5 separate regions of the Mus musculus genome follow, and all the other regions are linked to region 3. Evidence: chromatin loops called from intact Hi-C (ENCODE). Cell type or tissue: heart. All regions are shown on one strand. Region 1 has its middle 3.5 kb from the start of 1700001G17Rik. Region 2 holds the start of Mir5103 (microRNA 5103). Region 3 holds the start of Zfp451 (zinc finger protein 451). Region 4 overlaps Bend6 (BEN domain containing 6). Region 5 holds the start of Bag2 (BCL2-associated athanogene 2).

Region 1 (5,000 bases), 140 kb after region 3:
GGTAGGCATTCTACTAACTGTGGCATATCCCAAGCCCCGCCTTTTTTTTTTTACTAGTTATATTTGGATATTAATTCTGTGTTGGTTGCAACTGTTCCAATTCTGTGGATATTAGAATACGTGTGTACTTAATTTTAGACTTAGTTTTTTTTTTTATTCTAATGTATCTTCCCAAATCAATCTGTTCTTTTTATATTCACCTTCATTATCCGCTCTTGGGACCTGTTACTTTTTAGCTTGTGCTTTTAAAGTGGTTAAAAGATATACAGCACAGAATTGTCCATTTTAAGTGTACAGTTCAGTGACAGTGTGGACATTCAATTCATTGCACGGGCATCATTGCTCTCCAGCTCCAAACTGTTTAATATTTTTCTTCTTTGTAGTTTATTTTATAATTCTGTATCTTTCTCTTTCTCTCTGTGTGTCTCTCTGTTTCTCTCCGTCTGTTTCTCTGTCTCTCTCTGTGCGTGTGTGTGTATGTGTGTGTGTATGTCTATGTATGGGCATATGTACATGAGTCCAGAAAAGGGGGTTGGGTCTCCTTGTGCTAGAGTCACAAGGCTGTTGCTGTCTGTCTGATATGGGTGCTGGGAACTGAACTGGAGCCTTCTGCAAGAGAAGTACATGCTCTTTATTACTAAACCCTCTCTCCAGCCTCCACTGCTTTTATTAGTGTCTCCCCCACCCCTGCCCCATCTTAGTTAGAATTTTACTGCTGTGAACAGACACCATGACCAAGGCAACTCCTAGAAGGACAACATTTAATTGGGGCTGGCTTACATGTTCAGACGTTTGGTCCATCATCATCAAGGTGGGAGCAGGGCAGCATCCAGGCAGGCATGGTGCAGGAAGAGCTGACAGTTCTACATCTTCATCTGAAGGCTGCTAGTGAAGGCTGCTACATCTTCATCTGAAGACTCACTTCCAGGCAGCTAAGATGAGGGTCTTAAAGCCCACGCCCACAGTGACACACCTACTCCAACAAGGCCACAGCTCCTAATAGTGCCACTCCTAATAGTGCCCTGGGTCAAGCATACAAACCATCACACCCCCATTTTGAATGTGGTTTTGCTGTGCTGTTCCAAGTGGCTTCCAGACCTTAGGTGTAAGCCATCTCATTACATTAGTCTCCCAAATAGCAGAGAGTACAGGTGCCTGCCAACTGTGCCTGAAACATCATGCATTGTTTAAGGACTTCTTTGGGGGCGAAACAGTATAAAGACCATGTCTATATTTGTTCTGAAAGTTTTACTAGTTTGTCTCTCTTGAGTAGGTCTTCCACTAGCTGGAGTTGGTATCTGTGGGTAGTGAGAGATAGAGAATAAAACTGCTCTCCCACAGTCAGTCATTTGTCCTTGTGTCATTTGGAACTGTCCATCTTTGCTCCATTGACTTGAGCAGTGGATTTGTCACATGTAGGCTTATTTATAGGTGTGGGACTGCTTCTGGATTCTCTGTTCTGCTCAGTTAACTTGAATATTCCTGTTCCAATATCACAGGGTTGTAAGACTGTAACAATCTTCCCATTGGTACACGCTTCAAAGGTACAAAGATAAAATCCTTACTTTTCTTACTGTCGTTGCTTCGTAGTCACATGCTTATCCAGCCTTCCCCAGCCACTCAATCTAGAATTTCTAAGGCTCCTCCAAACACTATGCATACTCCTTCTCTGGTTGAATTGTTTATTGCTTGGCAGCTATTTATATTAATTCATAGGTTAGTTTGTTTATTTCGTTTCCCATTAGACCATAAAGTTCTAGAGGGTAGAGGTGTGTGGCTCTTCCGTCAGAAAACACTGCCTGGCACTTAGTAGGGCTCTCTGATGTTTCCAGAATAAAAGAAACCGTGCTTATATCTGGGAGGCCATTTCTTCCTCCCCGTAGTACCTCTTAAGGGAATGTTTCCTCTCCTGCTCTCTTGACCTTCACTGATGGAAGCCAAGGGAGAAAGAACGGGATGGTTGTTTCTAGACTTTTTCCATAGCCAAACTCTCGGAAATAGGAAATGAAGTCAGGAGGGTGGAGGGAGCAGAAGGTGGCCAAGTTTTTATGGGTCAGCCACTCTGCTGGAAAGACTTCTTTTCCTGTGACTCCATGTGAGCAGGGCTGGAAGGGCTGTGGTCACAGATGCTCTCTTGGTAAAGATCCTTAGCACATCCTCCCTTTAGGATAACATAACCCAAACTGGAAAAGAACAGGGATGCACTCTGACTTAACCAAATATGGCGACTAAACCCTCAACTGTGTAATGCACCACACAATAGTTCTGGGGCAACGACGTCAACTACGGGTGAATGCCAGCTGGGTTAGACGGTCTGCAGCTGGTATTGTCCAGCAGCGGCTCCGTGCTTGGTGCTCAGCAATGATTCATGGAAATTATGCTGCAAAAGGTGCTCTGTGCTTTATTCTGGGATAAACTGAGGAGCCGAGTCATTCCAGAAGGAATGCGTATACAGTTTTCAGATGAGTGCTCGAAGTTTCTTAGGTTAGAGTCACATTTGATTCAAACCATCTGTTTAATGTGAAGCCGAACCCAGCATCTTTCCAGGACTCATCAATCTCGTTTCATAAATAATTATTAAAGGCTCTTGGAATCCGGGAGCTGTGGTTACAGAAGTGGCACAGTCGTCCCTGCTTGTGACTGCTTATGGTTTAGCGAAAGTAAAATTGTGCTTGTGTATATATATATTTTTCCCTTTATGAAATCAGTGTCCATAGTTTGCTCAGTCTTTTTTGCCGGGGCCATTATATTAATCCATCATTGTTGATGAGATGGATGTATGAGAGCTCACTGACAGCATCTCTGAGATGTCCATATCATTGCTGGGACAGGGATGTCAACCTTCCAATTGCCTCTGGATACAGAAAACAATTTATATAGTGTGCAGTGACCTACCCTGATACTAGGAAATTACGACGCTGGCATAGCTGATAGACTCAGCCTATTTTCTTCTCTGAGATCAAATATAGGTTTTTAGGGGGATGGAAAGATGGCTCAAGCAGTCCTGAGCACTCTCTGCTCTTCCAGAGCCCTCAGGTTCCAATCCCAGCCCCCACCTGGTGAATTACAGCAGCCTGTAACTCGTCCCAGGGCATCTGATGCCCTCTTCTGGCCTCTGTTTGTCAATGCATTTAACACATAAATACTCAAAACCACCCCTACCAATATATATATACAAAAACAAAATAGATTTTTGGTATGTTGTAAAGGCAGCTATTCCATGGCATAATAAGATTTTTGTGTGGTTAAACATATTTTTTCTAGTTCTTTATGAATTAGTCATAAAATGACATTACTTATGTCATATTTTAACTTTGAAGGTAGGCGTTTAAGAGATTGTATTGAAAGGTCCAAACACCTTGGGGATAAGAATTTTCACTTCCCTGGGAAGCAAACCAAGCTCCTCAAAGGAAGCCACTGACAATGGGCCGTTGATCAGTGACAGCCCTGACTTAGGGAGGATAAGTCTCCAGCTGATTCCATTTCTGGGACACCTGGCCAGAGGAGATAACAAGGCCGCAGCCAAGCTGGTCTCTGAAACTCTTCATGGTTTCACTAAATATAATAGAACTAATATAGCAGCCAATCAGACTTGTCCTAATGGCACTGCTTTGACTCCTATCAATCACATTAGAGGTTACCTTACCCTTCTGGAAAATTCCCCTAGCCCTGCATCAAAGGGGGCTTATGAGCCCCTCAAGCCGTTGACATTTGGATGAATGGTTGACCATTCATGCCATGCTGTTTGCTGGCAGTTTCTGCAGAATAAGCACCTTTGCATGCCATTTGAGTCTAGGGTCTCTCTTTAGCAATTCTTGGACCCTAATAGTATAAAGGGGTACATGAAGAGAAATCAAAGTGGCTGTCAAAAAAAAAAAAAAAGCTTAAAATCAAATAGCCAGGGAATTCTTAACAAGCCTTAAATCATTTGAAACTACAAAATTGGCTGACTCATAGGTGCATTTTTTTAAAGAAGACAATATTTTTTAGTGGTTCATGTTTGGAAAAGTCTGTGGTAGAGGGTTATAAACATAAAAATAAATCGGGCACAGTGGCACGTGCCTTAAATCCTAGCACTGGTGAGGCAGAAGCAGCTCTTTGTCAGTTCAAGGTCAGCCAGATCTACACGTGCCATTTCAGACCAGCCTGGCTTACATAGTGAGACCTTGTTTTATAATCAGAGTGTGGAGAAAATAATGGCACCATATGGGGATCATAAGGAATGAGGGTGGGACTTCAAGGGAACGACATATGTGGCAACAGTGAGCTCTTTTATTGTGAAATATTTGCCAATTTTGCAAGGAAAAAATTTCATTGCCGACAGTAGTAATAAACATTTTCATACTTTTATGAGCTAATTGTTCAGTTCCTGTTAACATTTTCTCTAATAAACTCATACTCTTTCTGACTGAAAAATAATTCTGGGGACTTTTTTAGCTGCACAATTTAATGTTTTTTTTGTTGTTGTTTTGTTTTGTTTTGTTAGCTGCACAATTTAATGTTTTTTTTTTTTTTTTTTTGTTTTGTTTGTTTTTTTTTGTTTTTTTTCGAGACAGGGTTTCTCTGTGTAGCCCTAGCTGTCCTGGAACTCACTCAGTAGACCAGGCTGGTCTTGAACACAGAAATCCGCCTGCCTCAGCCTCTCAAGTGGTGGGATTATAGGCGTGCGCCACCACGCCCAGCTTTATGTTTTTATATATTCAGATATTTAGTTTTGTTTTCTTTTTATTCTTTGTGATTTCACTTAAATTTCCATGGTGTCCTCATTCTAATCACGGTATCTCTCCTTCTGTGCTTCAGCCCCCCCCCCCCCCCACACACACACACAAGGCAGTTAATATATTTTAGGAGTGTCTATGGATTTGGTGATGATAATTGTATATAGGCCACAGAGGAGAAGTGAGTACCCTACTGTCATACGAAAGAAATCAGGCCAGTGAGGTTGGCAGAATGGAGTCCCCTGTCAGGAATCCTTTGGAAGTCACCGTTCTTTTATGTGT
Region 2 (5,000 bases), 620 kb before region 3:
CTATTTCCAGACACAGGAGAAGGTTGGGGAAATAGCTAACCTCCAGTGTTTCTCAGAATCATGAACTTGGACTAAGCTCATTGTGGTCATGAGGACTGTATGGCCTTTCTTTCAGCTCTGCGCAGGCGCAAGGGCCCCACCAAGACCAAAGAGTTAGGATCTGCTGTAGTTCCTCAAGATCCCTTGAACTGGTTTGGAATTTTGGTTCCTCACAGTCTGCGGCAGGCCCAAGCCAGCTTCCGGGATGGTGAGTTTTAGGACTATTGTACTGGCTAGGGAGGCCTAACACCCCTGCAGTCTTAGGGGTTGGGGGGGCGGCACTCCATGGATCTTACCATGATGACATTCCTCTTCTCTCACCAGGCCTACAGCTGGCTGCAGATATAGCCAGTCTCCAGACTCGCATCAACTGGGGTCAGAGTCAGCTTCGAGGCCTCCAGAAAAAACTGAAGGAGTTGGACCCTGGGCCTGCCTGACCTGCATCCACATTGGGAGGCACTGAGCATAGCTGCCGTGGATGCTACCACCTTACCTCAGGCCTTCTTCTTTTTATAAGCAGCCCCTGTCTCAGCTGATGCCCCACCTAGAAATGTCCTTAGTCTGCGCGGTTTCTAGCTTTTCGAGGCATGAAGTTGAGTTATGAAGTTTGATGAAGCAAAGCTGAGCAGTGTAGAGAGCACCTAGTTCTAGGCCATGGTCTCAGGGCATGACAGTGACGTGTGAATAACCTGCGGCAGCCATCTGGGATAGTGAAGCCCTGCAGAAATGGTGACAGAGAAGAAAGGGAGTCTAGAAACATAAGGTAGATCAGGACAATTCCAGTCAATAAAAGTACCTCAGGCTGGGCGTGGCAGCGCGTGCCTGTAGCTCCAGCAACTCTAGAGGCTGAGGCAGGAGGATCACTTAAGCCCTGGGAAGTTTATAGACAAGACAGCACACACACACACACACAAATACACAAATACCAGAATAGCTAGCAGGAAATATTACTTCTGTTATAAAAGGAAAAATAACTCATTCTTCCGGGGAATCAGGGTGACCTTCCTGATTGCACTTAGCTTATAGAAGTGAGACCCAGCTGCTTTGCTGAAGGTGCATTCTCTCACCTGGAAACTGTGTCTTGCTTCACGTTTTTTTCCTGAGCTATCCAGTTGTGTTGGGAAGGGGAATGTAATTGTTTGTGGGGTGTAAATATTTCTTCCTAATTTGTTAATTTTGCTTATATTGGTTTTTCTACTTATGAATTGTAAAAACAGAAATTTGTACAGAAAAATTGAATAAAGTAAAAGCTACAGTAAGTGTCACAGAGCTCTCATTTTATTTTCAGTGTATGGGGGCTTTCCCAGTGTATGTCTGTACCATGTGGTGTCTTCTGCCCTTCGGCGAGAAGAGGCCCTATGTCTCCTGTGGGTGCTAGGAAACCCTGGGTCCTCCAAAGAATAGTCAGGGTGTACTGGCTGGTTTTGTGTATCAACTTAACACAGGCTAGAGTTAGAGAAAGGAGCTTCAGTTGAGGAAATGCCTCCATGAGATCCAGCTGTAAGGCATTTTCTCAATTAGTGAGAAAGGAGGGAGGGACCCTTGTGGGCGGGACCATCTCTGGGCTGGTAATCTTGGGTTCTATAAGAGAGCAGGCTGAGCAAGCCAGTAAGGAACATCCCTCCATGGCCTCTGCATCAGCTCCTGCTTCCTGACCGTCCTGACTTCCTTTAGTGATGAGCGGTTTGGAGGTGTAAGCTAAATAAATCCTTTCCACCTTGCTTCTTGGTCATGATGTTTTGTCCAGGAATAGAAACCCTAAGACACAGGGTTTGCTCTTTTGTTGTTGTTTGCTTATTTGGTTTTTGGTGGTTTGGTTTTTTTTGTTTTTGTTTTTGAGACAGGGTTTCTCTATGTAGCTTTGGCTGTCCTGGAACTTGCTCTTGACCAAGCTGGCCTCAAACTCACAGAGGTCTCACTAGTGCTGGAATTAAAGGTGTGTGGCTCCCCCTTTCATCCTCTACACACTACCCCCCTGGGGGTGCTCTTGATGACTGAGCCATCACTCCAGACCCTCTTAGGTTTGGGTTTTTTTTAAGTATACTGTAGCTGTCTGAAGACACTCCAGAAGAGGGCTGTGAGCCACCATGTGGTTGCTGGGATTTGAACTCCAGACCTTCGGAAGAGCAGTTGGGTGCTCTTACCCACTGAGCCATCTCACCAGCTCTTAAATCAGTTTTTAAAAGAAAGTGGAATTTATGTGATTTTTGGATTTGGGATTGTATTAATACAGTAGTAAAGGAATCATAATGAACTTCTGGGGTTTCAGTTGGATGTTAAGTGAGTCCGGCACCCAGCTTTTCTACCACCGTCCATTTCTGGCTGTGTATCTCCGAAAATTATCTCATAAAGCTACAAATTTTTAACGATAAACAGCAAGAAGAATTACAAACCTGGGACAGCACATTCTTCTCCCCTTTAGCTCTCCGGTGCCTGTATATGTGGGGCTGTTATGACTAGAAAGAAAAGGACCCTCTTCCTTCGTTTTGTTTTTAATTTGAGATGGGCACAGTTGTAAACCAGAAGGGCTATGGCCTCGCAAGAACCCACTAGTCTTTGCCTTCCCAGTTTTGGAAGCATGAAAGGCATCCACCGAGCTTCTTAGCATTCTTCTGTCAGTAAAGTGACATCTCTACATGGAAGAGAGGACCGAGACCACAAAATTTTTGGCCATAAATTCTTCCTGAGGACCACCTCTCCTGGAACGCTAATCACACCAGAGTCACGAGATTAAATCTAGAACCAGACACAAAGGCATTTATTGCGTGGCTGGGCTTCGGGTGTGGTGGGCTCTGGGAAGCGCGACGCTGTGGCTGCTGGGATAGGGTGAAGACTGTGCCCTCGGCTGCTGGCTACTGACTTTAGGCACACTCCCACGCACGGAAAAAGTTCTATCTTTCGGGTCACGGGCTCCGGCAGCGTCCGGATGCGGGCATTCGTCACTATTTCCTGGGAAGCGAAGATGCTGAAGATTTTGGAGGGTGGAGTTTGCACAAGCGGCCCTAATGACGTAGGTAACATAAGAGCAAAGGAGAGACACCTGCCGGCAGCTCCCATATGGTCTAGCGGTTAGGATTCCTGGTTTTCACCCAGGCGGCCCGGGTTCGACTCCCGGTATGGGAACAGTATTTTTTTATGATTTGTAAATAATTCGTTGCTATTCGTGTCTTGTTGCCGCTCCTAACACCTCGCATCAAAACAGTGGCGTAGTTTCAGGAAACTGGGGCCATAGGGGTCATCGATCTGCGAATAGACTTTTGCTTTCTTCATAACCCTATGAACTAGGTTTTTTTTTTTTTTGTCAAGCAGTAGCTTATTTCAGCTAATTATATCAACTATTATTTACATTATATATGCAAAACTATAGATATTGAAGTTAAAAGTAATATTTAAAATATCGAGATAACATTGTGGGTTGTCCATACGGAGGTTTCTACTGCTAGCCCCTTCCCATATTTTCGGCCCGGAGTAAAAGATTTCTTGTTCCTGAGTGGAACAAGCAAACAGAAATGGAGACTGAGAAAAAAAGCAGGGAGAAGGAAGCAGAGGTGGCATCCCGCTAGCAGGAAGTGCTCGCCGCACCGGGCTGTGAGCCGCCACTGCAAGCTAGTGGATGTGTTTGCTTGTTTTTGAGTTTTGTCTGTGCCTGATTCCTCTCTCCAGTATGGAACTGTCTCCAAACGTTTTTTGTTTGTTTTTGTTTTGTCAGGTTTTGTTTTGTTTTTTGAGACAGGTCCCTGTATATACCTAGGCCGGCCTTTTAAACTTAACTCTCCTGTCTTGCTTCCTGATTACAGGTGTGCATCACTTCTCTGGGCTCTACTTCTGAGTCTACGCGTGCACGGAGGACCAAACGTAAGAACACTATACCAGAGTGACGTTCCAAGACTTCTGTGCATTTGCCTTTGTTAACCCGAGGTTTAACGCGGGGCTGAGGTGGTCTGCTCTGAAGATGGAGTTGCCTCTGTCCCTCTGCACTTGAAAGTTTTAGAGTACTGCCTCTTACCACAGTCCATGGCAGGAGACACTGGAACTCCCCGGGTTGTTACTGTACCCTCCTCCCTCCTCTTCTTGGGGCTCCCAAAACTAGATTTGAGGCTTGTTCAAAGTGTGAGCTTGTCTCAACGGCAGCACAACCTGTGTCTCTCACCTGGCTGGCCTTGCCCTTTCTTTCTTTCTTTCTTTCTTTCTTTCTTTCTTTCTTTCTTTCTTTCTTTTTTTTTTTTTGGAAGCAACTTCTGCTTCCCCACCCCACCCCCACCCCAACCCCAGCTGTGTTTTGAACTAATCTCTCTGTGTCTTGATTTTCCTCGGCAGTTTTCTTATCCTCTAACCCTCTTTCTTTAACCTCACTTTCTATGAAGGGCTCCAGCTTGACAAGGCAGACTCCCGTCTTGTATCCAGGCCTCCATTTTATACAATAGGCCCTGTCTTCAAGGTAAACTCCAATTACTGGAGAAACCACAAACTGTTTCGGAAGGAGCCACCCTAGACTCTAACAGGAAAACACCCAAAGTTCCAGAGCCTATAGATAGATTGCTTAAGACAACGGAAATGATTGTTAGCCAATCTCTAGCCTGCCAAGCGGATAAGCTCCTCACCCTGCTGTAACTGCAATAAAAAAGCTGAACCTCCAGCGCTCCCGGCATTCTTTGCTACCCCGCTGCGTCGGAGGAGCCTGAGGGTCTGAGCTCGGACTTGGATAAAGACTCTTTGCTTTTGCATACGAGTTCGACTTCTGGTGGTCTTTGGGGACCCTAGGATCTGGGCATAACATTTGGGGGCTCATCCGGGATCCCCTGAGGCCCCCAGGACCCCCGAGCCGTTGAGTCAGAACCCGGTGGGTAAGTGTCTGAATGTTTGTGCTCTGCCTCGGTGTCTCAGCGCTCCAAACGAGTAGCCAGCAGGCGGTCCAGGCGTACCGGCGCCACCCGACTTGGGAGAAGTCCCGGACCCGCGAG
Region 3 (5,000 bases):
TGATGCAAACCACATGAGGCTTTATTCGGGGAAAGCCAGAGCTCTGGGGACAACTCGTATCCCACGCAAGGGTAGAGGAGTCGACCCCAAGGGGAAAGGGGTCCCAGTTTTTATAGGCCCTCAGGGGGGAAAGGAGAAGGAGGGAGTAGGGGATTTCCAGATCTAAACAATATCTATTCTAAAACGATTTCTCAAGAAATGGGTATGGGAGGGGTACAAAGAAAGAGTCTGGTGCAGGTGCAACAACTCCAGATTGGCCCCGGCTGTGGTTGCTGGGGAGATTTTCCGACTCTTCCCCAGCAACCAATATCACAAACACCTGGCAATGGGCTTCATCAGTGGGCACACACATGGGTTCAAGGAACAGTCAGAACATTGGCAGACACACGGGTTCTAGGAGTGGCCAGAGCATTGTGCACCTCTATTTTTCTAAATCAGTGAAGCTAGTTCTGCTAACAGTGACATCTATCTTGCCAATTTCAGGGCTTCTGTGACCTTTTACATTCTGTCAGGATCTTTCAGCAGCTGGACTCTATTGGACCACTTCACTTCCTCCATGGAAAGGAGAACACTTTGTCTTTGCTGGAGTAGATCTTTATTCTGGGTATGGATTTGTCTTTCCTGCAAGTGATGTTTCTGCCAACACTAGGGTCTTACAGAATTCCTCATCCACTGTCATGGTGTTCCGCACAGTGTAACCATTTAAATTATCTCATCTTTATACCAATAAAGACACAGGAGGTATAAAAAAAAACCCTTCTAGCTCACTCAGTGAGGTAATTTTATTTTCTGAACCATATACAAAACATCTATTTGCAAGCCCGATTCTACGATTCTACAATGAAACTGCTGGCTTTTCAGAAATCTCTCTGTGTCATTCTTCCAAGCCAGTCTACCTTTTTCTTTAGCTCCTCCAAACCCAAGAGGGCTCCTTAGCTTCTTTCCTAGAATACTGTTTTACCTGTGTCCTGCCAGCTGCTTCTCTGTTGTTCCTGCAAGCCCAATCTCTGACCCCAGACAAGGGGGAAGAGAAGGGAGGGGGAGAGGGAAAAGGAGAGGAGGAGGGGAAGAGAGAGAGAGAGAGAGAGAGAGAGAGAGAGAGAGAGAGCTCTATCACAGGTCCAATTTTCAATTTTGCTTATATAAAAAGTATCTCCTCCCCTAAACCCTACACAGGCTCCAACCCTGTCAGTAAGGTCTGAACCATTTTACATTCACAGAAGGGTAGCTAGCGGCAACTGACAAAGGAAATATCTATTTAACCTTTTTTGTTTGTTTTTTGGTACAGGGTTTCTTTTTGTTTTTTTGTTTTTTTTTTTTTTTGAGACAGGGTTTCTCTGTGTATTCCTGGCTGTCTTGGAACTCTCTCTGTAGACCAGGCTGGCCTTGAACTCAGAAATCCGACTGCCTCTGCCTCCCAAGTGCTGGGATTAAAGGCGTGCGCCACCACCGGCCCGGCTCGGTTTTATTTTATAAGAGTCCAAGTGTATCTTGAAAAATTACATTATACCCCTGGGATTTAGCTGCTTTTACTTTCCCGCTGAACTCTGTACTCTAGTTTTACTCCTTGCTCCTCTCTCTGGTCCTTGAGTGAGACTGAATATTTACTAGCACCGGGAGATAGAAAACATGAGAGAGATTGAGTAGCTCAAGTGCTTCAGGTCTTGGACTTCACTTAAACCTATCCATCCATCTATCGATCCATCCTTCCTTCTGGCCCGAAACAAAGACCACTGAGCATTGCTTTCATAGCAGTATGATCACTAAAGGTCTGAAAGGGTTAACTGACATTACTAGGACTGTTTTGCCCACACCTCTGTGTTCCACTCTCCAAGTAATTAACCTATCAACTCAACCTAGCCTGAAAAGAACAAGGGAGAAACAGGAAAGGCTAGGGGCAGCCCTCTGGAACCTTATCAGTAATGCTACTTTTAGTTTACAGGAACCTGTGGACAACAAGGAAGCCCCTTTGTGAGACTTCTGCGAGAATTAATGACCTCTCAGGAATGCCATATATAAGCTCTTGCCCTTGCTTTGCCAAGATGTAATTGGGAGGAAAAAGTCTTCCATGTTTTCATCTGCCTTGCTTGTTGCCAGTGGGGCTCTTTTCCTGTCAGTGTCTCTAAGTGAAAGGCGGCAGCGGAACGAGAATTGGCGTGGACTCAAAACTACATCAAGACCCTCACCACCTCCTCCTGCCATCTTCCGGAGATGCAGATGAGCGCCGAGCTCCGGATCCTCGCCACCTTTCCCCGCCACGCGGTCGTCAGCCTCGAGACCGGCGGAAACTACGACTCCCAGAATCCCTCGCGGGGCGGGAGGAAGGCGGGGAGCGTACAAAGCGGCGCTGGAAGCTAGCGGCAGTGAGGCCGCGCTTGGGGTCCGGCAGCTTGGCGTCCCCGCGGCCTGAGGCGTCAGCTGCGTGGGCGCTCACGCAGGGCGGGTCGCGCGGCGCCGGGCGAGAGGGAAGTCGTGGCGGCGGCGTCGGGAACAGCAGCGGCGGCGGCGGGAGCGTGGTGCTGACAGGCCGTGGGAGAAATGGGAGACCCAGGGCCGGAGGTGAGTGGTGGCGGCCCGGGCCTTGGCTCCGCCGAGCCCGACCCCGAAAGGTTTGGTTTGTCTTCTCAGCTTTGGGCTCAGCCGGGCGGCGGCCTCGGGCGAGTGCGGGGCCTCCGGGCCTGGTGCACGTCTGCGTGGAGTCCTCAACAATGGCGGTCCGGCCGCCCCCAGCCCCTGGCCGCCCTAGCCGAAGCAGCCGCAGCCCCGAGGGTGAGAAGGGCTTGGAGGCAGGCTGGCCTTGTACTTGAAGCCTGCATCCCCGACCCCGGGGGTTTAGAGCCTGCATCCCTGCCCCTGTAAGAGGCGGGGAGGGGAATTGTGGCAGCTCGCCTGGGAAGCTAGGTCTCTGCAGCTCCAAGACGGCTTAGCACGCCCGGCCTCCTCCATGCAGTTCCCTGGGCTGGATTTCCGCTTGGTCCTGCTGCTTCCCCTCAGGGGCTTTTGTCTTTAATCGATCCTTTTGGGGAGAATTTCTTCCTGCGATCTTGTGGCTGAATCGATAAGCGTGTTTTGGCTTTTGTTTATAGATAATAGAATCTGTCCCACCAGCTGGGCCCGAGGCATCAGAGTCTACCACGGATGAAAACGAAGATGACATTCAGTTTGTTAGTGTAAGTAGAGACAGACAATCGCGGTTTGCTGGAGTGAAGTGTGGTAAGCCATTGTATGATTAAGCCCCACCAGACAGGCAGTCATCACTCAACAGACTCAACAGATAGTCATGAATGGCGAATAGCTGTCGCACACTGATGCTGGGGACTTTCACCCTAAGGGATACCTCAGTGCTTGGGGCTACCTGAACAATTGGAGTAGGCATCCGAATTGTTTTGTGCTTCCTGGTACTGCCCAGGGCTTAACTTCTGTCCAAGAAAGAAGACACACAGGACTAGTTAATGCCAGGAGGTTGGAAGTAAGGCCTGCAAAGAACATTGCATCTTAGCATGATGTATCCTCTAATCGCTGAGGACTTCCCTAACGTCTGAGGTCATCTTGTTACATCACAGAAAATTGTTGGTCACAATGGGGAGGCCTGTGTCACCTGAAACACTGCTGTTTTTCTACATTTGTTCCTTTGGGGAGCAGGTGTTCTCCAGCGTTGAGTGGAAGCTGTAAGATCTGGGCCCCCTCCAGATCTGTTGAATCAGAAATCCAGGCTGGAGCCTAGGTATTGTTATTTTGACATACAGTGAGGGACCCTGGGATCTCCCAGCCAGTCCTAAAGTGATGGTGAGAGGGAAGGGAAACGGCTTTGGGTGATTGTCACCTATAGTGGCTAAGTTTGTACATCAGTTCTTCTTAAGTAGTGTGTAGCTAGAGAACATCCCTGCTTTATACAGCTCTCCTTGGGATGCTGTAGTTAGCTGAGCTTGGCATTGAAGCTCTCTAGTTCTTATTGGTCAGCCCAGATGTATTTGTTGACCTTGTGACCAGCTGTAGACTAATGCTTATTAAAGACCATCCTCCCACCATTGAGCCCTGATGGCGGTCAGTTGGGTATGGTGTGTTAGTGGGATTGGGAGGGGCGGCCTTCATAAAATCATTTTCTTGGCAGTTTTCCTATTGGAGTCCGTCTTTTTCATTTTGAGCTTGGAGGATCTGGAGTTAGGTTGGGGATACATTGAGTCTTGTCCCTTTCTTCCTAATAGACTAGAGTACTTTGGAGAAAGAAGAATGTTGGTAATTAGTAGTGCCCCTCCAACAAACTATGTATGATAAAGGTTTTTGTGACAATTATTTTGGATTGTTCATGGATCACATATATTTGTAAACAGAATATTTACCTTGATGTTTCATGCAAAAGGCTCTTCATTATACAATAAGGCCGTTTGAGAAACTGATAGAATGTGGAAAGAGTAAGATTCAAAAAGTAAATTTTTTTGGTTGTATATCTTGTGAAATAAGATACCATGATATTTTGTAACAAGTTAATTCAGGTGTCTTGATCTGAGTTTTAAAAGTAATATTTAAATTTTATTTTAAGCGTAAAGGTAGGTCTATCTTTGCATTAAGAATCAAGAATGTATAATATATAAAGCTGCCTATGTGTAAGGGCTATCACTTAAAGATAGTTAGTGATAGCTTACTTTTACTGTAAGGTACATTTAGAGTCCTAGCACTGAGGAGGTCATGGTGGAAGGATCCTGGTTGGAAGGCAGTCTGAGCTTTACTTGGGAAGTTCTAGGCCTGTGGTGTTCTGTGTAGTGAAACCCTATCCAATAAACACCACTGCTGTGCCACGGCAGCAAACAGCCCAAGACAGAAGCTAGAGACGCTCTGTAATACACTGTCCCTCAGGTAGTTCCTGTCTAGTAAAGATGAAGACCTGTTTTCTGCCAGACTTGTCCAGATACAAGCTACATTATAATAGAACTTCTTGGTTTACTTGGTTCCGATTTTTAGCTGGTAATTTAAAACAAGATTATATGCATAACAGAGTGGTG
Region 4 (5,000 bases), 69 kb before region 3:
GTAGGTTGGTATCAACATATCCCAGTTTCTATCAGTGTGAAAGATATCACGAAAGAAGAAATACGTAAATATAAACTTTCCTTACGGGCTTGCACAGAAGGTGAGTATTTGCATTTGGTGGCTCACACTGAAAAGCCAGCACTTAGGAGGCTGGGCGTTAGAACACTGGACAGGTAAGACCAGAGAAGAACTTCCTTGTGCTGTATTATTAATATTGCAAAAATGGCTGTCTACCAACAGTAACCCACAGAGACAATGCAGTCCTCATCAAAATTCAAACAAGGAACCAAACAGACTCATCAATAATGGGGGAAGTAAAACGAACAGATGTGCCATTAAACACATGGAAAATGTTAAATCTCACCAGCCATCAGAGAAATGCAAATTAAAGCTGCAAAGAAAATTCATCTCAACTCAGTTTGAATGTCAGCCATTAAGAAACCAAAAAATCGGGCTGGTGAGATGGCTCAGTGGGTAAGAGCACCCGAATGCTCTTCCGAAAGTCCGAAGTTCAAATCCCAGCAACCACATGGTGGCTCACAACCACCCGTAATGAGATCTGATGCCCTCTTCTGGAGTGTCTGAAGACAGCTACAGTGTACTTACATATAATAAATAAATAAATCTAAAAAAAAAAAAGAAATCAAAAAATCAATGAGCCTGGAAACGTGTTCAATCCCTTGAACCCAGCAACTGTGGCATGTGTGCCCCTGAACACACACACACACACACACACACACACACGTAAAAAACACACATAACATTAGAAATTATTTTTATGTGAGCAAACATTCAATTTGAACCCCAGCTAACCAAAATGCTATCCAGTTTGGTTTTTTTTTCTTTTTGTATGTTTATGTTTTATTTTATTTCAGAATTTAGAAAATACATTTCACGGTGTCACCCAGGTTCGCCTTGAACATGAAACCCTCTGCCTTCATCTTTGAAGTGCTAGGCTTGCAGGTGTGTACCCTATGCCCAACTATAATGTTATCTTGAAAACTTCACTCATCACATTAGTAAATATAGCTTTCAAAACGATGCTGGACTCCAGTGTTTTATTATAAACTTTGTGAATAAAAATTTTTGAGTAGTGCATTTGCTAATACATTTATAGTAATTTGATAAGAAGCAAAATATTACCGGGTGCTCAATATTCTATATATTTCATGAAGACTCATATGCTCAATCTGACTCTGGTTTTATTACGTATAATTAAATGCTTATGAAAACAAACCAATTGAAGCAAATACTCTGAAGATTAAATAAGACCTAATGTGCATCACCAGCTATACATAACCAAGGTTAAATGTTGTCATTACAACCCTACTGATAGACTCAACTAGTTTGGGACAAGGGGAACCTCTTATCATAAGATTGCAGAGTTTTCAGAAAGAAAAACACCTTTTAAAGCAAAACTCGGGTCTAAGCAACTCTTATTGGTCTCTTGGGAATATGTTTACCCTCCATCCTGATGTTGTCAACTATTATTAATACATTTTCCTAGAAGTGCATAATTTCAGTTCTGTGTGATGATGTTTACATACACCTAGAATTTTTAAAACCTGTAGATTCTTCATGGCTACTTGACAAGAAGGGCAGATGGAAAGTGTTCTTACACTGTTTGAAGTTTTTAAAGCCAACTAGCCGCACCTGACCACATGAGCAGCTTGAGGGCGGTAACAAAGCTGAATGGGTTCTTTTGTTTCTTAAAGTATGACCTGCTACTGTGTATCAATCCCCTGCCTTGCAATAGATTTTTTTTTCCTTTTAAGATTTATTTATTTATTTATTTATTTAGGGCTGGGGAGATGGCTCTGAGGTTAGGAGCACTGACTGCTCTTCTAGAGGTCCTGAGTTCAATTCCCAGCAACCACATGGTGGCTCACAACCATCTGTAATGGGATCTGATGCCCTCTTCTGGTGTGCCTAAAGACAGCTACAGTGTACTTACATATATAAAATAAATAAAATCTTTAAAACAAAAAAGACTTATTTATTTTATGTATGTGAGTATACCATAGCCGTCGTAAGACACATCTGTGAGGACTTCAGATCCCAGGCTGTGAGCCGCCATGTGGTTGCTGGGAATTGAACTCAGGACCTCTGGAAGAGCAGTCAGTGCTCTTAACCACTGAGCCACGTCTCCAGCACCAAGCTGGATTTTTTTGAGTCAAGTAAACATGTGCGGGAAGTTGGCCAGTAAGAAAGACAACAACATGGCCCCTTCCACATGGCACCTTCCGTGAAAGGCGCTCACCTGAGCCGGCAGCAGGCTGAGGCCCCCTGTGTTTTGTTTTTGTTTTTAAGAAGCGAGAACCGCATGCAGAACAGCGGCACCTACATGGGCGTTTCTGCCATCGCCGTTCCGGAAAGCCTGGGCTGACTAATTGAGAAAATGCAGAAGATCTTGCAGACAGATGACATCACCGACAACCAAGTTCTTAGAAAAAGAAAGAGGAAACGGACAGAGACAGCAAACTCAGAAAATGCGAATAGTGCTCTGGAGAAAGCACAGGTCGGTGTTCTGTTGATTTAATCTTCTCATCTACCTCAGCTGCCTCTGCAATTCTCAGCCTTGTTCCTCGTTGTTTCTTGGCACTTTCCCCCATCTTCTGTAATTTGTCCTTTTTAACTCTTTATCCAACCAAGGGAATATAGTTTCTGTTCTCTTTTTAAGGTTAAGTTAGAAACACAGACAGTAGACAGTTTTCCTACTTCATTTCAGCCAGCACCAGATATAACATTGTTCAAAGTTTGTTTTCTGATCTAAACAAAAGATCATCAAACTGTCTGAAAATGGTTTTCCTCCCAAAATATTTTATGGAAATTGGTGCGTTTCTTCAGTAAGACTTACTCTTTGCTCTTCTGTTTAGAACTCAGCTCACAGCTGTTCCTCACTACCCCATTGCCCTCCTTTCCTTTGAACAACTTACCGACATGTTCATCCTGTATTTTTATTTGAATGTCTTTATACAGTCCCACATTTTATACATGTTTTATACATTTTTACGTGTTTTATAATGCATGTAGCATGCTGTATTCACATGTCCTTAAACAGTACCATCTCCCTCATATCCCCACCTCTGACCCACTTTATAAAACACTGTAAAAGACTACATATATATCATTTAGTAGCACATGAAAATCATAATAGAAATCTTAATTTGTTCCTGATTTTTTCAAAAAGCATTGCACTCTCCAAAATTATCCACAAGACTTGATATTATGAGGTGCATATAAATTGTTAAACATGTTCTCTAGAGAAACAAATCAACATTGCCATCAGCTTATAGAGGAATCCACTTTTGGTTATTTTTCGGGCTAGAACAACTAAAATTCATTAATGTAATATAACTATACCCCACAGGTTATATCTGTATGAAATACATAGGAGGATGACTTGTGGTTTCGAAATTGCTTGTTTGTTTCTATTCATTTGACTAGACATTATAAGATGGCATGGATTAAACGCATTAGTGATTAACTCCAACTCACCAGTAATTTCCCTTCGAGACATTAGCCAAGAGAGTCCAATGTGAACTCTCTACTTCATGCTCCTTGGGTCTCCTGACTGTATGTTTGTATGAGAGTCTGTGTCAGCCTGAAGGTGATCTTGTGAATCTGTCCCTGTGTCTGTCCTTCTGTGTCTGTCTGTTATATCTTTGGGTGTCTGTCTTTTCTGCATGTGACTAACGGTGTTTATGTATGTCTGGTGTGTAGCTGTGAGTGGACTCTGCCCCTGACAAAGGGCTTGCTCTGTATTTATTGACCAGCACAGAAAGCATCACACAAGAAGACATGGGATACTTTACAGAAATCTTTAACAGAGTTTTATAAGGGATTAAGTCACTGGCTCCAATTGATCCCAACTGACCCAGACAAAAAACAGTTCTGCAAATGTCATTGTTTATCAACCAGTATCCATAAATAGGTGCTTTTGACTTTTCTGGTAGCTTTTAACCTCTGTATCGGCTGCCTTTAGCAAGTGATAGACATGCATCACCTTGGGTCAGAGGCATGGCAGAGCACACCATTTAAGATAATAGCTACTCATTAGCTTAGGTGGTAAAGGCATATTACATGGGAAATCCAAGACAAGTGAGGTCGACTAGTTTTTGTTGTTGTTTTTGTTTTTGTTTTTCAAGACAGGGTTTCTCTGTATAGCCCTGTCTGTCCTGGAACTCACTCTGTAGACCAGGGTGGCCTCGAACTCAGAAATCTGCCTGCCTCTGCCTTTCGAGTGCTGGGATTAAAGGCATGCGCCACCACCGGAGGCACGGCTTTTGTTTGGTTGGTTGGGTGGTTTGTTTATTTTAAACTGAGCAGACAGTAGGCTAGCAATCTTAAGTGAGTCCAAATGTATTATTAACTCTGGCTGTGAGGTCCAGCAAAAGTTCCAGTCTTGGAGCATGGCAAGGATATTTCCCAACATTTCATTGACACATAAGATGACTTTCTGAAGGTCCCCACAGTCAGCATGCTCACAAGCAGCACGCAGGCCTTTTTGCATGTATACTTTCTTATTAATAGTGAGTATTAATATCCATATTTCTGGCTTTCGTTGAATGTCTTATTGCAGCTTGCTAGTGTGGGCTTGAAGTTGCTCAGGGATAAACAAAGCTCGTGTTCCCGAGTCCAGTGGTGCTTTCTCTGTCCATTTGCTGTCCTTAAAATCTTCATAGCCGGGGCTGGAGAGATGGCTCAGTGGTTAAGAGCACTGACTGCTCTTCCAGAGGTCCTGAGTTCAATTCCTAGTAACCACACGGTAGCTCACAACCATCTGCAATAGCACCTGATGCCCTCTTCTGTTGTGTCTGAAGAGAGTGACAGTGTGCTCATATACATAAAATAAATAAATCTTTAAAAAAAAACTTAATAGCTTTCCAAACTACATAATTCTGCTGGTTTCTATTGCAAATTCAGTCCAGCCAGAAATTTTATTTGCCAAAGATCCTGGGCCTGAGAGTCCTCTTCTTTTATTATCAAATCTGTGTTCA
Region 5 (5,000 bases), 57 kb after region 3:
GCTCAACTCAGAAGACATGTTTAACATCCAGGGAAATTTTCACTGGTAAATGAGCTTAAGCAAAGAGTCGAAAGAGCCATGTGAAAAGCTTACAAGATGGCCCCTGACTTTGAGAGATGCTGCCTTGTTTACCCTGATGAGCCACTGGAGGTTTGGGAGAGCTTATGGTACAGCCTACTGTGCTTGAATGCTGTGTTGATGGGAGAGGCTCTTTAAGACACATGTGAGAGAGCACACGGGGCTCTGCAGTCATCCAGGTAAGGACGAGTCGGTGGGATCAAGGAGGATTCTGAAGGTAGAACTGGTACCTATTCATGGATTGTATCTAGGATACAAGAGTGAAAGAGCCCAGGGTGATTCTAGGCTAGGTGACTAAAGATTACCTGTTTTGCTGATTGTGAAGCCAAACTAGGCACCGCCAGGATGCAAAAGACAAAGATTTGCAACCTGCACCAGGCAGGAAGAGTTCCAGAGCCATTACCAAAGCAAAGCTCTCCACAAGCTCAGGTAGCACTGAGGGATTTTTTTTTTTTTTCTTTCAGGAATCCTGTACATATTCATGAAGGAACATGCCTATTCCAAAGCATGCTCAGTTTAAAGTCATAATTTATATAAGGAAAAGAGCATAGGCGTGTCATTAGACAGGAGCATATCCGTAGTAACTTAGACTGGAGATGCCTCTGTGCGTGTTCAACGTGTGGAGACATTTAAACAAACATATGAAGATCCCTGCCATTTTAGTTACTTTCCTACTGCTGTGATAAAACACCTCCACCAAGACAACTTGTAAAAGAAAGCATTTAATTGGACTTAGATACAGAGGGTCTGAGTCTATGATGGCTGCAGAGACATGTCCTGAGCACTCAGATCTCAAACCCAAGCAGAGGCAGAGAGACACTGGGAATAGCTTGGTCTTCTGAAACCTGCCCACGGGGAGTGATACACTTCCTTCAGCAAGGCCACACCCAGGCCTCCCCAGTGTTCAAGTGCTAGAGAGCACAGATGGCATCTCATTCAAACCACCACATCTGCCTGGCCTCGTTGCCAACCTAACAGAGCTATGTCTGCGGCCACTTTTATTTTTCCTTTGACACTTGCTGAAGCTACCCAGCCTAGCCTTGAATCCACCCTGGCCCACGTTACACAACTTGTCAGCCTCCAGAGGAGCATTAGACCTGAGACCTGCCCAAGTTCAGACTTTCAAGATGTCCACAAAATGTTCAGATTTCACGGTTGTATCGTGAGATGACAGTGTTTAATGAAGCCAAGATAATCCACCGTTTATTAGTATTAAGATGTGTTCGGGGTGTGGTGGGGACAGGATTAGAAACTGTACTTAAGGGGCTTGTCTCTGTTCAGTAATCTAATGGCTTTGAGTTCTGGGTAAAGGATGTAAATGTACTTTGTTTCCCATTTTCTGTACCCTGTACACTGAGAGGACAAAACACAACTTTAAGATGCGGCTTCGTATTTCAGACCTACTGACCTCTGCAGCTTCTGACATCTAAGCCTACTGAATATCATTCGCAGAGGGTTTAAACAAGTTATGTGTGATAGTAATAATCCTTTCATTGGAAAGGGGAGACAACACGGATCCACTTGGCTTCTCCTTATTTGGAGCCTGTGGTCTAGGCTTTCCCTGTCCTCTCCCGAGCCTGCCTGGTCACCGGACAGGTCGAACAAGTAGAGACTGCCCTAGGGTGCACTGGATTGTCTCCTCTTCTCACGGGCTGCACCCACTTCGTCCTTGCTGTGAACCGTGGGTGCTGGGAGGACCGGCCGAGGCCCTGGGCGCCGGGGCAGGGTCCCCCACCCTGGCGTGCCCGCGGCTGCGACCGCGCCTGCCCTTGTTTGGCCGCACGGCCTCGGGGGTGGAGAGCCGGGGAGGTGGGGGCGGTGCCGTCCGCGTCAGCGGCGCCCGTGGTGACGGCGACGTGCGGCTCGCGCCACTGCTGCCCGCGGACGCCGAGGACCCCCGGAGCTCATGGCCCAGGCGAAGATCAGCGCCAAGGCCCACGAGGGCCGCTTCTGCCGCTCGTCTTCCATGGCCGACCGCTCCAGCCGCCTGCTGGAGAGTCTGGACCAGCTGGAGCTCAGGTGAGGGCCGCGGGGCGCGCACAGGGGCGAGCGCGGGCGGGGGCGCGCTCCGGTTGGGCTCCCCTCCCCCGGCCCGGCAGACTGGCGAGCGAGTGCGGCTTGCAGAACTTCCAGAATCTTCTGCGCGGTCCCCCTCTGCCTTTAACTTTTCTGCTTCCAGGAGGGAGGCAGCAGGTTGGTGTGCCCCCCCCCCCCTCACCCCACACTGGAGTAAGTTTCTTTGCCCCAGATCACTTCATAGTAATACAAGTGTAAGGGAGGGGGGGGTGGTAGTATCCAGGACGGCCCCTCCTGGGGATCATCGAGAATCGGACTCATGAGAGACCGCGCGAGGTACACCGAAGTTGGATACCATCCTTCATTCTCTCAACCACGTGCAATGCCCTCTGCAGTCTGTCCGTGTTTGTTGTACATTTAGAAGACACGGCTGACACCTTGGAAGTGCCAATCGCAGGCCCGAAAACACCAAAGGCAGGAGTCACACTCTCCCTAAGATTCTGACACGGGGACAGCCTTGTCGTAAAATTTCTAACTCATGAATACTACTAACGAATGCTGTGAACACTTGGTTGGCTTTAACCACGTGAGCCTTATGTATCTGGTGGAAATGTTAATGTCTTCAAAGTTGTGCAAGTTTTGATCATGTGCAGGTGTTCCATGAAAATCTTATCAAGATGCCCTGACACACACGTTGTTCCCTAGTTTTCTCCGGGTTCTGCGTAAGCAGAACACTATGACCCAAAATTATAAGAGGGAGATGAATCTCCCTCCACGCAGCCACCAAACACAGGGAAGTGTGTCTGCACAGGAAAAAAAAAATGCAAGCAGTGTTCGTTACACGGGAGGCGCTCATTACTGTTACTATTAGGAGAAAAGAGCCAGAAGGTGAGAAAACTTTCACTGACTGTGGAGTAGCCACAAAAGAAACCTGAACCCTATATCCCCCAACTCCGGGAGACAAAGGGACCTGCGCTGTGAAAGGGGGCGAGAATGTTTCCTTGTGCGAGGTAGGCTCTAACCTTTGACAGTATATTCCCAACTGCTCCGATTTTTTTTCTTGAAAGGGTTCAGGAAGTTGTGACTCTTCAAGCTGAGTCATTGTTCTGAACCTTTACTTAATCAAGCCTGTGTGCCGAGTCCTTGCTCTTCTCCTGGGGGCCTCTTGAAAGTCTGGAGTTTGCATAGACATTCTAGTGTCTGATTACTATCAAAGGAATCCTGACTACCAAACATAAGCGATTAAATTACGTTACTTATTAACAGTTGCGCTGAAGGGGTTTTATTTCTGTGTTTAATGGTTCAAGGCCTTTACCAGTAACTGCAGAGTTCTGTAAGTCTTGTTTCTCCCTTAAAAATGTAATGAGCACTTAGAAGTAAGTGTGTCAGAAGGGGCAAAGAAATAGAAAGAGATGCTGCCTGGTAAGGCTTAGGGGCCCTTTTTAGAAGCCATCTGGACAGTGCCACAGAGCATGACAGTATTCAAAATTAGACTTTTTAAAAATGGGGACGATGCTCCTGTGACTTCCCCCTAGCTTTCTTAGTGTACACGTCTGAGGACAACAGTGGACGGGGTACTACCGGAAATCACTGGATTGTCGCCAGTGCGCATCTTCCATTCAGGTGAATGGGTTCTGTGAACAGCAAAAGCCTGCTCCCTTGTAAGACTGAAACCACACCCAAGGCTTTCTGTCCTGCAGGATGCACTGATCTTCCGGGCATTGAAAATGCTTTTAAATGTTTAGCCCAGTTTTACAAGCTGGTAAAGGGTGCCATTGGTTTTTAATGGCTTATAATATTACAATTAAAAACATTTTTACATTAAAATATCCTTACATTAAAAAAAATTTTTTTTTTACTACATCTCCTTTCCTGTGGTGCTTTCTCTAAAAAGATAATCCTGTCCTTTCCTGATTTTCATGACCAGTTCTATGGGGACTCTGCACATGCTGAGGCTAAATACTGTACTTTTCAGTGGTTGTAAATAATCCACGTTAGCATTAGTCTGTAGGCTAGGCCGCGTGTCTCTGTGGGAGTTACCGTTATCTGTATTGTACAGATGAGAACTTGAAGCTCAGATATATACAGTGTGTCTCAGTCCAGAGCAGTGGACTTCGCCTAGGAACACGGGGAGACCGGCTGCTCAGACCAACACCATTTGTCCTGGTCTTGAATATCACTTTTCAAACTGTCCAGCTGATATATGAATGAATATGATTTTACTAAAGGAGGGGAAAATCGATTTAGCATTTGATTCAGTAAACCTTGAAGACCTAGAACGTGCCAGTTATCGAGTAGCTGCTCCGGGCCTGGGGTTTGGACATTGGCCAAGGAGGGATAAATGATTGACAGGGCTGGAAGGCTGGCTCTTTACACATCTCCCAAAACCGATCCCGCCCGCAGTGAGCAGCTCCTTTCCAGTTCACTCAGCCAGGAAAGGGTGACTGCCAGCGGGAGCCAGGGAAACGGGCCACCCGCCTGCTTTGGTTTCTTACTGTTTAAGGTTCCTGTTCGGATGCGCCAGTGTTCCAGGACCCACGAAGCAAGTTGACACCATACTTAATTTGGAGTAACAGTCTGTAATTTAGAAGGAACACTTTTCGTGTACACTGTAATTTCAACCACTGTAATTTCAACCTTATAAAGCCCCTGGGAAAGGAAGGCATTATCTTTTAGCAATGAGAGCGCTGGGCTGCGATGGGTCTTAATTGGAACGATGTTTGTTTAGCACATTCACAAACATAGGTTTGATCTCTGGCTTCAGAAAACCAGCATAGTGGTTCATGCCTGTAGCCCAAATCCTAGAGTTGTGAGGATTTGGTCATCCTGGGCTACATAAGGAGTTCTGGGTCAGCCTGGGACACATGAGACCCTGTCCGGGGATAGGGGTGGAAGAAACTGAGGGA

The links. Hi-C counts contacts between places; a loop is a spot of excess contacts. Peaks named below come from ENCODE experiments on the same cell type or tissue, not always from the same donor. Only the 100,000 strongest peaks of a DNase experiment are listed, where the experiment ranks them.
Region 1: it touches region 3 in a loop (3-fold over the local background); 3 of 42 quality-filtered maps call a loop at or near these places.
Region 2: a loop joins it to region 3, with 13 times the contacts of the local background. A loop is called at or near these places in 3 of 42 quality-filtered maps.
Region 4: it touches region 3 in a loop (2.7-fold over the local background); 3 of 42 quality-filtered maps call a loop at or near these places.
Region 5: it touches region 3 in a loop (2.3-fold over the local background); 5 of 42 quality-filtered maps call a loop at or near these places.

The regions. Positions count from the first base shown.
Region 1 is chr1:33,670,782-33,675,781 of GRCm38, reverse strand. No RefSeq gene overlaps it. Among named protein-coding and RNA genes, the nearest start is that of 1700001G17Rik, 3.5 kb to the right of the region's middle. In heart, a CTCF peak has its summit at 3,110 (motif pointing left); a DNase peak (open chromatin) is centred at 2,041; H3K4me3 peaks cover 228 bases; H3K27ac peaks cover 127 bases.
Region 2 is chr1:34,432,974-34,437,973 of GRCm38, reverse strand. Ccdc115 (coiled-coil domain containing 115) reads left to right here. Exons shown (of 5, transcript NM_027159.2): 4 at 116-247; 5 at 364-1,304. The coding sequence ends at 476. It overlaps Mir5103 (microRNA 5103), which reads left to right and starts at 4,775; the gene lies at 4,775-4,853. n-TEttc1 (a tRNA gene) reads left to right here and starts at 3,091; the gene lies at 3,091-3,162. In heart, no CTCF peak of the experiment used is centred here; DNase peaks (open chromatin) are centred at 2,973 and 4,713; H3K4me3 peaks cover 2,669 bases; H3K27ac peaks cover 2,659 bases.
Region 3 is chr1:33,811,897-33,816,896 of GRCm38, reverse strand. Zfp451 (zinc finger protein 451) reads left to right here and starts at 2,302. Exons shown (of 15, transcript NM_133817.3): 1 at 2,302-2,559; 2 at 3,087-3,170. The coding sequence starts at 2,539. In heart, a CTCF peak has its summit at 2,474; a DNase peak (open chromatin) is centred at 2,396; H3K4me3 peaks cover 2,466 bases; H3K27ac peaks cover 1,737 bases.
Region 4 is chr1:33,880,959-33,885,958 of GRCm38, reverse strand. It overlaps Bend6 (BEN domain containing 6), which reads left to right. Exons shown (of 7, transcript NM_177235.3): 2 at 2,311-2,518. The coding sequence starts at 2,399. Among named protein-coding and RNA genes, the nearest start is that of Gm38471, 8.7 kb to the right of the region's middle. In heart, CTCF peaks have their summits at 2,132 and 2,332; a DNase peak (open chromatin) is centred at 2,338; H3K4me3 peaks cover 574 bases.
Region 5 is chr1:33,754,676-33,759,675 of GRCm38, reverse strand. It overlaps Bag2 (BCL2-associated athanogene 2), which reads left to right and starts at 1,926. Exons shown (of 3, transcript NM_145392.2): 1 at 1,926-2,097. The coding sequence starts at 1,985. In heart, a CTCF peak has its summit at 2,054; a DNase peak (open chromatin) is centred at 1,945; H3K4me3 peaks cover 2,976 bases; H3K27ac peaks cover 3,410 bases.